Linked DNA regions of Homo sapiens: region 1 is linked to region 2. The links are chromatin loops, found by intact Hi-C in ENCODE. Cell type or tissue: thyroid gland. All regions are shown on one strand.

What was found. Peaks named below come from ENCODE experiments on the same cell type or tissue, not always from the same donor. Only the 100,000 strongest peaks of a DNase experiment are listed, where the experiment ranks them.
Region 1: a loop joins it to region 2, with 8 times the contacts of the local background. A loop is called at or near these places in 103 of 110 quality-filtered maps.

What each region holds. Positions count from the first base shown.
Region 1 is chr12:107,606,361-107,608,860 of GRCh38, forward strand. All of the region lies in intron 4 of ABTB3 (ankyrin repeat and BTB domain containing 3), which reads left to right. Among named protein-coding and RNA genes, the nearest start is that of PWP1, 78 kb to the right of the region's middle. In thyroid gland, a CTCF peak has its summit at 1,338 (motif pointing left); DNase peaks (open chromatin) are centred at 1,341 and 1,821; H3K27ac peaks cover 2,299 bases.
Region 2 is chr12:107,130,934-107,133,433 of GRCh38, forward strand. No RefSeq gene overlaps it. Among named protein-coding and RNA genes, the nearest start is that of CRY1, 39 kb to the left of the region's middle. RefSeq lists a silencer at 978-1,272. In thyroid gland, a CTCF peak has its summit at 1,009 (motif pointing right); DNase peaks (open chromatin) are centred at 408 and 1,108; H3K27ac peaks cover 2,497 bases.

The DNA of each region.
Region 1 (2,500 bases), 480 kb after region 2:
TCTTGCCATTTGTCTCTTTCTAATTAAAATCAAGTACCTCGATAGCTGGTAAACACATCTCCTGATGTTCTTGCAATTATTCATTTACGAGTCTGTGAGCTCTGTGAACACAGGGTCTGTGTCTCCCACCTTTGTAGCCCCGTAGTGTGGGGCCCAGCATACCGTAGGTGCCCAATAACGTTTATCCAGTCATACGGAATAAAGAATGCATATTTTTCATGCAAAAATGCATATTTGATTGAATCCATCAAGCATGAAGGATATCAGAAGGAACTTAGACAAAAAAGAAGAAACTCCAATGGGTGTCTTTCTGTGACAATAATTTATAGCATCTTTGCTCCCAAGAAAGGAGGTCTTGCTTTCACAAAGGAGCCTCTTCCAGAATTGGATAGTGGTATGTGAGAAGAAAGATTTTCTCTATAGTGAGTCAAATCTGATACCTCCCTGAGATTTGCACACACACAACCCCAATCAAGGGTGCAGACTTTTCACCACGATACACCCAGACCCGTGCGCACCTCTCCCGGAAGCCTCTGTGATGTGTGCTCTGTGACCTTGCTCTCTTACTCTGGCCCGCCTCCCTCTGTCATGTTCATTTTGCCTGAATCTCCTTCCTTACCCATTGTTTAGGGATCATTGGTCCCTTGGATGAAGCCCACAGCTGCAGCAAGGGGTCCCCCCTCCTCCCCTGGAGATAGATGCTGTGTTTACATTCTGGAAGGATCCATGGTTTCCCCTTGTGTTCTTTCAGGGCCCCTAGTCTCTGGCCTCTCCCAGATAAAAGTCAAGACACCCAGTTAAATTTCAGTTTCAGATAAACAATGGATAATGTTTTTAGTATAAGTGTGTCCCATGAAATATTTCTCAAGTATTTTTATTTGCTAAATCTGGTAACCCTAGCTGTAGGAGAGCCATGTTCAAGGCCCCCATGAGGTGTGCCAAGAAGTTCTATGGCTCAGCCACGTTCTGTGCCCTAGAAGCTCAGGTCTCGGATGCTGATGCCATAGACTGAAGTCAGGCTCCGGTCCTCCAGCCAGCTCTCCCCCACTGCCGGGGTAGCCCTCTGTCTTCCCTGGGGAGCCTTCCAACAGCGTTGGGGTGTTCTTGACTTTCCCACCTGCCATGAAAAGGCCTTAATCCTGGAGTCCAGATTCTGATCAACTCTGGGCCCCTAAGTACCTTTTATTGTCCCTCCCAGGGCTCTCCTGCAAATAGGCCCTTGGAGGCCTGGCCTGACGTTTAGGTCCTGAGACAGGTGTGCAGATCAGACCCCTCATGGCAACACCAGGCTTCTGGCTCCAGTCCTTGGAGTCCGTCTGCGTCCCAGCAGCTCCCCCTGGTGGCCAGAAGCAAACGCTTCATGTCTTGCATCTAGAGCCAAAGCATCTCCTACCCCTGGATTCCCATTCCGGAATAGTTTTCAGACCAAGGCTCCTCCGCAAATATGAGTGATGTGTCAGATGAGTGATGAGGGACAGGCCAGGGGCACACACGTCGCATCCACTTCTTGGGGCTCTTGTGGTCGTTCACTCCTCAGCTACTGAGGAGTCTCAGCGCCATAAACCTGGGACAATGGCCCCCTCTCGTTCCTCACAAATTTCACCCTTACTTCCACCACAAAGTGGGTTCATTAGAGGCAGGAACAGAACCAGGAATCTCGAACACCTGGCTCCTCCCCTTAGTTCCCGCCCTCGGAGTCAGCAAGCAGGGGGAGTGTGAGGGGCCTGGGACAGCTCTGACTCTGGCTGACACACCTGCCTCTGGGCAAGGGTGGTGCATATCTGAGGCGGACAGGCACACATGGAGAAGTCAGAGTCCACGCCCTCTGCTCCATCCCAGTAGCCACCGTCTCAACTCAGCCCCTCGTCACTTCACACTTTGGCAGTGGTTTCTGTCCACTCAGCTGGTTCAGTTGGCTCTATCACATCTCCCGGCCTCTAGGGTTGGCTCAGGCCCACCCTCCGTCCTCTCATAGGGCTGGCCATCCAACCATATCACTCCTCTCACGGCTTTTAAGGATAAAGTTTGAAGCCTTAAGGACTACGTCACAGGTCCTCTAGGCCCTGCTTACCTCAGCTTCTGCCTAGAAGTTTATGCCCCAGAAACAGTGAAACCTCCATGTTTACCCTCACACAACCTGTGTGTCTCAACACCATACTTTTGCTCATACTGGCCCTGCTCAAAGCTTTTCTGCTCTCTCATCTCCTATCTTCTGAGTTAAGACACAAGCCAGGTGCAGTTGCTCATGCTTGTAATTCCAGCACTTTGAAAGGCCAAGGCGGGAGAATTGCTTGAGGCCAGGAGTTCGAGAGCAGCCTGGGCAACATAACAAGACCCTGTCTTTACAAAAATTTTTTTTGATGAGCTGGGTGTGGTGGTGCATCCCCGTAGTCTCAGCTACTGGGGTAAGTAAGGCAGGAAGATCACTTGAGCCCAGGAGTCTGAGGCTGCAGTGAGCTATGATTGCACCACTGCATTCTAGCCTGGGCGACAGAGCAAG
Region 2 (2,500 bases):
CATCCTTGGGTCCCAGAACCTTATCCTCTTGGCAAAAGATATGAAACTATCTTTTAAAGCCTGCTGGCCTAGAAAGCTTAAGTTATCCTACTTGATATGAGCAGATTGTTATCAGACAGCCCAAACGCATTATAATGCTTTCTCTCATCCTGGCCCACACAGTTCGAATATAATCCTTTAAAAATAGGAGCCTTTTGTCTTATAGTAACTAACCCCCAATGAAGTCTATTTTGCACTAAATTCTGCTCTTTGGGGTATGAGCTAGTAGCAAAACCACAATAGAGCCTAAACAATGATTTCAAGCACCCTAGAGTGGTAGTTGCTAAGGACAACATTTGACAAGCCAGAGATCCTGGGCAGAGGCCACTGGGAAGGACAAGAGGAGGGCGCCCATCTGGCTCGCCCACCAGATCCAGGCAGGCGCAGCACATCGTAAATAACCTCTTACACATGCCTCACTGCCAGCTCAAAATGGGTTTTGAGTGCATTTGGCTTGTTTTTAAAGAGGGTGTGAGCTAAAGGCTGTCATTTAAAATTGCCCAGAACCCATGTCACAAGAACAGGTGGGCCCAGTTTAAAACAAAATAAATGAGAGGCTGAACTTACCAAAGCAAATATTGTGGAGTGATTATTCTGCTTTAGAAAAGGATTACCCTTGGGACTCTTCAGAGCAGTGATCTCTCTTATTGCCATTAAAATGTAAATCTCTCAATTCAAATTTGGTTAACACTCATGACCTTTCAGGAAAATGCTTGCTTTATTGAGCAAGGAATCCATTCCTTGTAAAGAAGAACAAATGAAAGGTTTGGTTCTTTTTTACAAATATGGAATAAGGTCTGCAAAGCTCTATTTCCTTTTTCTTTCTAAATGTGAAAGCTGTTAGAGAAGCCCCTCTATGGGAGAGGTTTTGTTTTTAAATTTCACTTGACATTCTTTCCTGAAACACGCTTATTAAAAGGTCAAGATTAGGTAGAGATACCAAACCCTTTTGTGAGCACATTTTATCTGCTGCTGAAAAGCTCTTTATCAGTAGGTGGCGCTATAAGAATGAGATTACCATACGCAGGGGCCAACACATTCAGGATAGAAAGCAAAATTCCGCCCTTTCTTGGACATCTTCCTGAAGGAAACAGCTTCGCTCTGCACCTTCATAGGATTCCTCTTTGCTTACCCCGAGCTGTCCCGCTCTGAATTGCTGTTTGAGCAGAGGGATGCCCACATTGTACCCTTCTTAGAATCCCAGAATGTGAAGGCTAGGAAGGACCTCTTATGTAATGGCTTAGCTTGCAGTCTTTTCATCCTGGAATCACAGGATCTGTAAAGGTTAGAGGAACCTTAGAAATCATCTCCAACACTCATGTTTTCCATGAGGAAGTTGAGACTGAAATGAAGGACTCAAAATCACCTAGGTAGTTCATAGCTCAGGCAGGACAAGAGCCTTAGTGGGCTTGCTTGACATCCAGTGTTTCCCAGTTATTGGGGAACACTGCAGGGCAGTGTGAGAGGGAAATGATAAGTGGTGTGTGGGGAGACAGTGGCCCTGCCTGGCCTGGGTTCAGGCAGAGCTCACTGACTGTGGGTGGACAACATTAAACATTAAGGATTTTCTCCCTCTATTCCCTATAGTCAACGATTGCCACCCTTGCAGGACTTACGACAAATGTCAGGTGCCGAGTCTTTCTCTTTGATATGGTTTGGCTGTGCCCCACCCAGATCTCATCTTGAATTGTAGCTCCCATAATTCCCACGTGTTGTGGGAGGGAACTGGTGAAAGGTACTTGAATCATGGGGTGGTTTCCCCCATACTGTTCTCATGGTGGTGAATGAGTCCCATGAGGTCTGATGGTTTTATAAGGGGTTTTGCTGTTTGCTTGGCTCTCATTCTCTCTTGCCTGCCGTCACATAACACCATGCCTTTTGCCTTCCACCATAATTGTGAGGCCTCCCTAGCCAAGTGGAACTGTGAATCCATTAAATCTCTTTTTCTTTATAAATTACCCAGGGTCAGGTATGTCTTTATCAGCAGCGTGAAAATGGATTAATACACTCTTCAAGCTAACTTTCCCTTATTTCTGCCAACCAAACCACCATTTCCCCCAACACTCAGATTTATAACTTAGAGTCCCTGTTGTCTAGTCCCTTTAGTATGGATTCCCTGTGTGCTTGGAAACATTCTAGGCTGCAGGGTACAGAATCGAACAAAATAGATAAAATCCTTGCTCTTATAAAGAAAACAGAAAATAAATAGAATAAATAAGTAAATTAATTAGTATATTAGTGATGAGTGCTAAGGAGGGGGGGAAAATCCAGAGTGGAAAGAGGGATGTAAAGTGTTAGGGATGGAATAGAAATTGGGTCAGAGAAGGCCTTACTGAGAAAGTCCCTGAGTCAGGAGCAGGCTTTGAATCTTAGGAACAGAAAGGAGACCAATAGACTATTTCTAAATTCTTACCAAGTGCAGATTTGTTTTTTCTTTCTCAATGTGTCCTCCTGATCCCCT